Regions from separate parts of the Homo sapiens genome. Here region 2 is linked to region 1. Evidence: read pairs that join two places in POLR2A ChIA-PET (ENCODE). Cell type or tissue: MCF 10A. All regions are shown on one strand.

What was found. ChIA-PET counts read pairs that join two places held together with the same protein. Peaks named below come from ENCODE experiments on the same cell type or tissue, not always from the same donor. Only the 100,000 strongest peaks of a DNase experiment are listed, where the experiment ranks them.
Region 2: POLR2A ChIA-PET joins it to region 1 with 6 read pairs; 10 of 35 experiments call an interaction of 5 or more read pairs at or near these places.

The regions. Positions count from the first base shown.
Region 1 is chr1:32,713,685-32,718,684 of GRCh38, reverse strand. No RefSeq gene overlaps it. Among named protein-coding and RNA genes, the nearest start is that of SYNC, 13 kb to the right of the region's middle. RefSeq lists an enhancer at 260-1,015 and a silencer at 4,063-4,357. In MCF 10A, no CTCF peak of the experiment used is centred here; a DNase peak (open chromatin) is centred at 1,884.
Region 2 is chr1:32,796,019-32,801,018 of GRCh38, reverse strand. It overlaps YARS1 (tyrosyl-tRNA synthetase 1), which reads left to right. Exons shown (of 13, transcript NM_003680.4): 5 at 3,176-3,256. Among named protein-coding and RNA genes, the nearest start is that of YARS1, 19 kb to the left of the region's middle. RefSeq lists an enhancer at 1,602-1,731. In MCF 10A, no CTCF peak of the experiment used is centred here; no DNase peak of the experiment used is centred here.

The DNA of each region.
Region 1 (5,000 bases):
TTTGCTGTGATCTGCCTCCCAGAGGCCTGCTCTTCCCACTCCCTGCCAGTGCCCTGTCCCATCGCCACTGCCCCCCACCCTTATTCCAGAAGAGCATCCAGGACTTCCATCAATCTGGTGCCCCCTGCTCTAGCCAGACTTCCCCAGGTGGGGCTGGAGACTAGACACATCCTGGGAGCCTGTGGTTCTGAAAGAAGGGCCGAAAGGGGACAGAGATCACTGGAATGGTGGAATTCCAAACACTTGCGACTAGCCAGTAGAGAGGTTGTTCAAGCCTGGGCTGATTTAGTCACGTTTTTCCCCAATCCAGCCCCCTCCATCTAGGGGAGAGGGGCAATGGACAGGGAGCTGGATTCTGGTTAGAACAGGAAGTCCTACTGGGGCTGTTGATGGAGCTCACATGAGACTGTGTCACCTCAGCCTTCTCTCCATTTCCACCCATGTCTCGTCATACTTTCCTCCTTTCTCTCTGCAACTAGAGGTCAGTCAGTCCTGGACCAGCCCATCCCCAACCTCCCCCTACACCTAACAGCATGAGCTCCAGAGCCAGAAAGGCCTGGGTTCAAATCCTAGCTTGGCTACTTTCTGACCATGTGACCCTAGGCAAGCTGCCTCCCTCTCTGAGCAAGCCTGAAGGGAATAAAATGACAACATGGGAAAGGCCAAGCGAGCGGCTGAGGGGCTCACTAAATGTCAGTTTCCTTTCTCTTTCCCAGGTTCAAAGTCCCTGGGTTGGGGACACTGACGGGGCTGGACATGGCCAGGGATTCCACCAGGGGCTTTAAGAGTCATGGAATTGCCGGGCGCTGTGGCTCACACCTGTAATCCCAGGAGTTTGGGAGGCTGAGGCAGGAGGATCACTTGAGCCCAGAAGCTTGAGACCAGCCTAGACAACAACGTGAGACCCTGTCTCTACAAAGAAATAAAATTAGCTGGGTGTGGTGGTGCACACATGTGGTCCCAGCTACATGGGAGGCTGAGGCAGGAGGATCACTTGATCCCAGGAGGTTGAGGCTGCAATGAGCCAACACTACACCAATGCACTCCAGCCTAGGTGACAGAGCATGACCCTGTCTCAAAAAAAAAAAAAAAAAGTCATGGAATCAAACACAAGTGCCCACCTGCAGCAGGTCACTGCACTGCTTTGGGCTGTGTGTCGTCATCTGTCAAATGGGGGTACAATAGAAGATGCTTAGCAAATAATGTAAGGCCCCCCTTCCCTGGTCACAGAAGTCCACCTAGAGGAGGGGACTGAGCCTTCCTTTGAGTGTTGAGAGGACAAGCTGGGCAAGAGAGGGACTGCTCTTTAAGGCAGGAGGCTCTGGAGGTTGGGGGCAGGTGCGGGGGGCAGTGAGTCACCAGGAAGGGAGAGGGGGCACAGGGGCTGGGCTTTTCTAAAGGATGGGGCAGGCTTTATGCCTCCATCAGCCTGGGGCCAGTTGGAGGGGCACTTCTAAATGTGGACTCACAAAAGCTCAGGTTTATTCTGAGACTTATTCAGAGGGTCACACACACACTTGGCCACACAAAGGCACGCTGGAGACAAACAAACACATTCATACTTACTCCTGCACACCCAGGGACAGCCACACAGAAACAAAGGCACACAAAAGAGGTATTTGAGACATTCAGGCAGTCTTGCATACAACCTTGTATCCTCACAGTCAAAGTGCACGTTTATTTTGTACACACTCCTGTGCACTCTGGAACATTCAGAGACACCCTCACAGACACACAGAGGCTAGCACAGTCAGGTGTTCTCAACACTCAGGTGCCTTCACCCAGCCCAGGGCTGTCCCCTTCTCTCCAGCCAAGCAGGCTCCGCCTTTTCTCCCCGCCCACTTCCCACCGTCCTCTGGGGCCTCTAGGGCCTCTCTCCAGAGCTGGGGGAGGGGACAGGGCAGGGCTTACCCGGCTGATGTGGCAACAGCGCTCACCTGCAGCCAGGGCCACGCCCTCCACTGGGAAAGGCTTAAAGGAGCAGGAATCCCAGGTGTTGACCTCACAGGGTCTGTGCCCATGTTTTTCAGATGGGGTCAAATGGAGAATGGGACTTGAACCCAGGACTCCAGTGCCAAGAGCTGGGTGGGGAGTAGGCAGGGGATGCTCCTGCTGGGAATGGGGAAGCCTGGGTTCCAGACCCACCTCTTGCCTGCCCTGGTTAGCTGCTTGGCAACCTACGCCTCCCCACTGCTCCTCAGCTCCCTGACAGGCACTCCCACCTTCTTGCAGTCCCTGTCTCAGGAGTCAGCACTCTCCTGAAAGCCACCCAAGCCAGAAACCTGGGCATCCCGCCACACACCTCTCTCTACCTGTGGAATCTATCCCTAAACATTTCCTGAACCTGGGTAGAAGATGCAGTAGGCAACCAGCCAGCTCTTTCCCAGCTCTGTGACTTAGGGCAAGTCACTGCTGTTCTCTGACCCTCAGTTTCCTCATCTGTAAATGAGGCGTGATCACACCCACCTCACAGGATTGATGAGACAATTTAACTACATAATACAGATAGAGCGCTGTAGGCCCAGGCCCAAGAACTCTGGACTGGTTTGGTGAGTGACTAGATATATGGATGAGTTGCCCAACATACTGAGGCAGGCCAGGTCACCCCTACTGCAGCCTCACTGATCCTGCCACCTCCTAGGGAATTCCAAAGGACCTGTCTCACAGTGTGGTTTGCTGCTGCTTCCAAAGCTCGGGCAGCCCAGCCCAGCCCAGCCCTAACTGCTGTATCAAGGTAGAAGGGTTAGGCCGGTGGACAGTGGCAGAGGTGGAGAGGGGTCAGGGAGACACAGCCATGCCTGTGGGAGCCACCAGCCTGCTGGGGGAGATCCAGCTCAGCTCTGCTCCTGGAGTACCTGGCTGAAGCAAGGAAGGCCCATTCTGTTCTTGCGGCTCCAAGGCTAGTTAGTGAACATATCTAGCATGGCCCAAGGGCTCCAAAGCCTGAAGTAGAAGCAGCCTGGTCCAGGAGCTCCTGGGCTGGTAAGGGAGACACTCCTGAGCCCAGGTCCTCAAACTAGTTGGGGAGATAGAGCATTCGCCTGGGATTCCCAGTCTGATGGGAGCAAATTGCCCTCTCCTAGGGGCTCCTAGGCTGGTAAAAAACACAACTCTTTCCGGGCGCGGTGGCTCACACCTGTAATCCCAGCACTTTGGGAGGCCAAGGCAGGCGGATCACCTGAGGTCGGGAGTTCGAGACCAGCCTGACCAACATGGAAAAACCCCGTCTCTACTAAAAATTAGCCGGACATGGTGGCACATGCCTATAATCCCAGCTACTCGGGAGGCTGAGGCAGGAGAATCGCTTGAACCTGGGAGGCGGAGGTTGCAGTGAGCCGAGATCGTGCCATTGCACCCCAGCCTGGGCAACAAGAGCAAAACTCCGACTCAAAAAAAAAAAAAAAAAAAAAAAAGGCTGGGCGCGGTGGCTCATGCCTCTCATCCCAGCACTTTGGGAGGCTGAGGCGGGTGGATCACAAGGTCAGGAGTTCAAGACCAGCCTGGCCAACATGGTGAAATCCCGTCTCTACTAAAAATACAAAAGTTAGCCAGGCGTGGTGGCGGGCACCTGTAATCCCAGCTACTCAGGAGGCTGAGGCAGGAGAATCGCTTGAAACCGGAAGACGGAGGTTGCAGTGAGCCGAGATTGCACCACTGCACTCTAGCCTGGGCAAAAGAGTGAAACTCCATCTCGAAGACAAAAAAACATAACTCTTGCCAGGTGCAGTAGCTCATGCCTGTAATTCTAGCACTTTGGGAGGCTGAGGCAGGTGGATCACCTGAGGTCAGGAGTTCAAGACTAGCCTGGCCAACATGAGGAAATCTTGTCTCTTCTAAAAATACAAAAACTAGCCGGGCATGTTGACGGGTGCCTGTAATCCCAGCTACTCGGGATGCTGAGGCAGGAGAATCACTTGAACCTGGGAAGCAGAGGTTGCAGTGAGCCGAGATCTTGCCACTTCACTACAGCCTGGGCGAAAGAGTGAAACTCCATCTAAAAAAAGAAAAAAAAAACACTCTTGTTCTCAGGGACCCCAAGTCACAAAAGAAAACAGACCTGGGACACAGAGGAGTAGTGAGCACAGATGAATTCAGCTTTGTGCGTGAGCCTGTTGCATATTTGTGCACCATTTGTGACTCTGTGCATGTGTGTGCGTGTGTGTGTGGCTGTGTTGACTCTGTGTATGTGCCTTTGAGCCGAGGCTGTTGAGAAAGCTTAGTGAGTGTGGACCCAGTTGGGTGGAATCGCTTATTCATTAGACACACATTTACCAAACATTCACAGGGCAGGGCCCTAGGCATAACATGGAGCCCTTGACTGATGAGGTTCTTGTTTTTGAGGGCTTCACTCTGTAATGAGGGGAGATTAGGCACTAAACAAAAAAATCCTGCTGGGTATGGTGGCTCACACATGTAATCCCAGCACTTTGGGAGGCTGAGTCGGGCGGATCACCTGAGGTCAGGAGTTCGAGACCAGCCTGGCCAATATAGTGAAACCAATAGAGTGAAACCAATATAGTGACCAGCCTGGCCAATATAGTAGTTTTGTAAAAATACAAAAAGTAGCCAGGCATGGTGGTGCACACCTGTAGTCCCTCCCAGCTACTCAGAAGGCTGAGGCAAGAGAATTGCTTGAACCCAGGAGGTGGAGGTTGCAGTGAGCCGAGATCGCGCCACTGCACTCCAGCCTGGGGGACAGAGTGAGACTGCATCTTAAAAAACAAAACAAAACAGCCGGGCGCGGTGGCTCACGCCTCTAATCCCAGCACTTTGGGAGGCCGAGGTGGGCGGATCACAAGGTCAGGAGTTCGAGACCATCCTGGCTAACACGGTGAAACCCCATCTCTACTAAAAAAATACCAAAAAAAATTAGTCGGGCGTAGGTGGTGCACGCCTGCAGTCCCAGCTACTCGCGAGGCTGAGGCAGGAGAACGGCGTAAAACCCGGGAGGTGGAGCTTGCAGTGAGCCGAGATCGCGCGCCACTGCACTCCAGCCTGGG
Region 2 (5,000 bases), 82 kb before region 1:
ACTTCAGAGCGATATGTGAAAATAAATTTGAGCATGATCCTATTTTCTGTTAAAACAAATACATGTTTTAACAGAAACATCCTTCTGTTTCCTTTGTGTGCACATATATTTGTACGAGCAAGGAGAAGGGTAGAAAAATACAAACCAGGCGGGTGCAGTGGCTTACGCCTGTAATCCCAGCACTTTGGGAGGCCAAAACGGGCAGATCACGAGGTCAGGAAATCGAGACCATCCTGGCTAACATGGTGAAACCCCATCTCTACTAAAAATACAAAAAATTAGCCAGGTGTGGTGACGGGCGCCTGTAGACCCAGCTACACAGGAGGCTGAGGCAGGAGAATGGCATGAACCTAGGAGGCGGAGCTCGCACCACTGCACTCCAGCCTGGGTGACAGACAGTGCAAGACTCCATCTCCAAAAAAAAAAAGAAAAGTACAAACCAAGCTGTTGATACTGTTTACCTTGTGAAGGCAGGATGAAAATATGGATAGACTTCACTTTTTCTTTGTATATCTGTATAATTTTTTTTAATTAAATTTTTTGTAGAGACAGGGTCTCACTATGTTGTCTAGGCTGGTCTTGAACTCCTGGCCTCAAGTGATCCTCCTGCCTTAGTCTCCCAAAGTGCTGAAATTGCAGGCGTAAGCCAACACGTCTAGCCCTTTATAATGCTTGATATGAGAAAATAAAATTTTCCCTTGTCACCTCAAAGAGATATTTTCCAAGGTTAAACCTGGAGCTGGGCGCAGTGGCTGGCACCTGTAATCCCAACACTTTGGGAGACCAAGACAGGCAGATCACTTGAGGTTGGGAGTTCAAGACCAGCCTGACCAACATGGTGAAACCCCATCTCTGCCAAATAATACAAAAATTAGCCAGGTGTGGTGGCATGCCCCTGTAGTCCCAGCTACTTGTGAGGCTGAGGTGGGAGAATCGCTTGAACGCAGGAGGTGGAGGTTGCAGTGAGCCGAGATCATGCCACTGCCCTCCAGCCTGGGTGACAGAGTGAGACCCTATCTTAAAAAAAGAAAACCCGGAGACATGCTAGTTCTGCACTGTTGGCTGGGCGCCATGGTTTATGCCTATAATCCCAAGTCCAAGGCAGGAGGATCGCTTGAGGCCAGGAGTTCAAGACCAGCCTAGGCAACGTAGCAAGACTCCATCTCTGTTTTATTCTGTGTGTGTGAGACTCCATCTCTAAAAAAAAAGAAAGAAAGAAAAAACTAGGTCTGTACTGTCTAATGTGGTAGCCTCTAGTCCTAGTCATATGTGGCTATTAAATAAAATGGAAATTTTTGTTCTCTAGTCACATTGGCTATATATCAAGTTCTTGGTTAGCTACTATATTGGACAGCACAGACATATAATATATTCATCACCACAGAAGATTCTGTTGGATAATGCTGTTCTAGACTGTTCCTGCTTGTTCAGCCTTCTCTTCCTCTTCCCTTCAGCCAATTATGCACTAAATCTTATCGATTCTACTTTTTTAAAATGTCTTAAATTCATTCTTGCTCTGCGTCCTCATTGTCTTTTGTCCATCGATATTTCTCACTTAGACTTTCACAATAGCCTTTGAGGCATTCACTTTGTCTCCAACCCATGAGTCTCCAGTCTCTGCCCTGCCCTGTTACTGTTGAGATCTTCCTACAGTGCTGGTCATATTTCTCCTCTCCTTAAAACCTTTCATTGGCCAAGATAACACTAGGCACCCTAGCATGACATTTCATGGTCTTTACCTACTTTTCTAACCTCATCAGTCACTACTTCCCACCTCCCTTGAAGTTCGTACTTTTGCAGACTGAATCACTCAAAATTTCCCTAAACACTTCACACCTCTGTGCCTTCTCACATTCTATTTCCTCTGCATGGTGAAAAACATCTATATGTTGTTCAAAACCAAGCTTAGCCCACAATCTGATTCTAGGAAGACTTCTCCACACCCATCTTACTAAATAGAGATAATTTCTTCTTTTATGTCAACACTGTTCCTTATATGAACATCTGGGTTAACCCTTAGCACGCTGAGTTGAAATGATCTGTTTACATGTCTCTCCCCAGCTGGATAATTGGGCTTCTTGAAGGGAGAGTCTGGGTCTGATTTATCTCACCATCCACGGAGCTGGCAGCAGGCCTGGCATGTCATAAGTGACAGTCACTGTTTTATTTATTTATTTTAATTTAATTTTATTTTTTGAGACAGGGCTTCACTCTGTCTCCCAGGCTCGGGTGCAGTGGCACGATCATGGCTCACCGCAGCCACGACCTCTCTGGGCTTAGGTGATCCTCCTACCTCAGCCTCCTGAGTAGCTGGGACTATAGATGCGCACCATCACACTTGGCTAATTTCTTTTTGTTTGTTTGTTTGTTTTTTATTTTTGGAGAGACACCCGGGCTCAAGTGATCTTTCCACCTCAGCCTCCCAAAGTGCTGGGATTACAGGCGTGAGCCATCGCACCCAGACAGTCACTGTTTTCTAGTTCAGTCTTACCTTTTTCCCGAATTCTCACAGGACTTCTTTATGCTACTTATATTTCATTTGTCACAGGCCACCTTATTCAGTAGAATACCTTTGGCATGACTATGGTTTGTTTTCTTCTTCTCTCCCTCCCTGCAGGATTCTGCATATCCTGAGGGCAGAGACTACTCTTATTTTTTTATCCCATGACATCCACATAGAGTAATGTTCACCGCAAACACTCAGCAACTGTCTTTGCAGCTTTTGAGGCCAAGAGGGAAGCTGACTGCTGTTTATTTTCTTCTTGGCTTTACCTTCTGAAAAATCTAGTAATTTCCTAAAGTTTCTGATTTCTCAGACCCATATAGAAGAAATAAAGTAGATGTTTAGGCTGGGCATGGTGGCTCTCGCCTGTAATCCCAGCACTTTGGGAGGCCAAGGTGGGTGGCCAAGGTGAGCTCAGGATTTTAAGGCCAGCCTGGGCAACATGGCAAAACGTTGTCTCTACTAAAAATACAAAAAATTAGCCGGGCGTGGTGGTGCATGTCTGTAATCCCAACTACTCGGGAGGCTGAGGCAGGAGACTCACTTGAACCTGAGAGGCAGAGGTGGCAGTGAGCCGAGATCACGCCACAGCACTCCAGCCTGGGCGACAGAGCGAGACTCTGTCTCAAAAAAATAAAGTAGATGTTTATGTTCATGTGTTTCTTTCCACAGGCTTTGGATGAAGAGTATTTAAAAGTAGATGCCCAATTTGGAGGCATTGATCAGAGAAAGATTTTCACCTTTGCAGAGAAGGTGAGTGTCTGCTTTCCTGTCTTTTTTCACTTGCACCTCAGAGGTATGCAGCTGTGTTTATTGAACTATGATGTGTCAGTCCCACTAGTCATAGTGTATGGTAAATATTCTCCTTGTTTTGCAGATGAGAACACTGAGGATAGAAGATAAGAAGTTGTCCAATATCACACAGTTAGTAACTGAGCAGGAATTATTAGTACCCAGATCTTTCAAACTCCAGAGCCCATGTGCCTGGTGACAACCAGGAAGCTGCTCCCGCACCTGTTGGATTTACTCCTTTCCTAATAGCCCAGTTTCCAAGGAGAGGCATTACCAGTTGGAACTACTGTCCTTTCACAGAGCATTTGGTTCGCATTTCCCAGCATCTTTTTCTTTTTCTTGTCTTTTTTTTGAGACAAGTTCTCACTCTGTCGCCCAGGCCAGAGTGCAGTAATGCGGTCATGGCTCATCACAGCCTCGACAGCCTGGGCTCAAGCAGTTCTCCCACCTCAGCCTCCCAAGTAGCTGGGACCACAGGTGCATGCCACAACACCCGGGTAGTTTTAAAATTACTTGTAGGGATGAGGCCTCCCTGTGTTGCCCAGGCAGGTCTCAAACCCCTGGGCTCAAGCAGTCTTCCTGCCTTGGCCTCCCAAAGTGCTGGGATTATAGGTGAGATCCACTGTGCCTGGCTTAGTTTTTTGATATAGTTAATGAATACAGAAATGCTTACTATATATATATATATATATATATATATATATATATATATATATATATATATATATTTTTTTTTTTTTTTTTTTTTTTTTTTTTTTGAGACTGAGTTTCGCTATTGTCACCCAGGCTGGAGTGCAATGGCTCACTCTCGGCTCACTGCAACCTCCACCTCCCGGGTTCAAGCGATTCTCCTGCCTCAGCCTGCCGAGTAGCTGGGATTACAGGTGCCTGCCACCATGCCTAGGTAATTTTTATATTTTTAAGTAGAGATGGGGTTTCACCATGTTGGCCAGGCTGGTTTTGAACTCCTGACCTCAGGTGATCCACCCATCTCAGCCTTCCAAAGCACTGGGATTACAGGTGTGAGCCACTGCACCCAGCCACAATATAAATTTTTTGAGGGCCAGGCACTGTGGCTCATGCCTGTAATCCTAGCACGTTGGGAGGCTGAGGCAGGAGGATCATTTGAGCCCAGGAGTTTGAGACCAGCCTGGGCCACATAGCAAGACTCTGTCTCCACAATAAAATAAAAAATTAGCCAGGCACGCCTCTGTAGTCCCAGCTATTCAGGAGGCCGAGGCAGAATAATTGCTTGAGCCCAGGAGGTGTGATCCTGGCTGCAGTGAGCCATGATCACACCATCACACTCCAAACTGGGTGACAAAGCAAGACCTTGTCTCTGAAAAAAAAAACAAAAAAGAAAAAAATAAATACATTTTTTGATTATTTCTTATTATTTGTTTTTTGTTGTTTTTTGTTTGTTTTTTAAAGACAGAGTCTCACACTGTTGCCTGGGCTGGAGTGCAGTGGCGCGATCTCGGCTCACTGCAACCTCTGTTTCCCAGGTTCAAGTGACTCTCTTTGCCTCAGCCTCCCAAGTAGCTGGGATTACAGGTGCCTGCCACCACACCCGGCTAATTTTTTTGTATTTTTAGTAGAGACGGAGTTTCACTATGTTGGCCAGGCTGATCTCGAACTCCTGACCTCATGATCCACCCATCTCAGCCTGTCAAAGTACTGGGATTACAAGCATGAGCCACTGCAC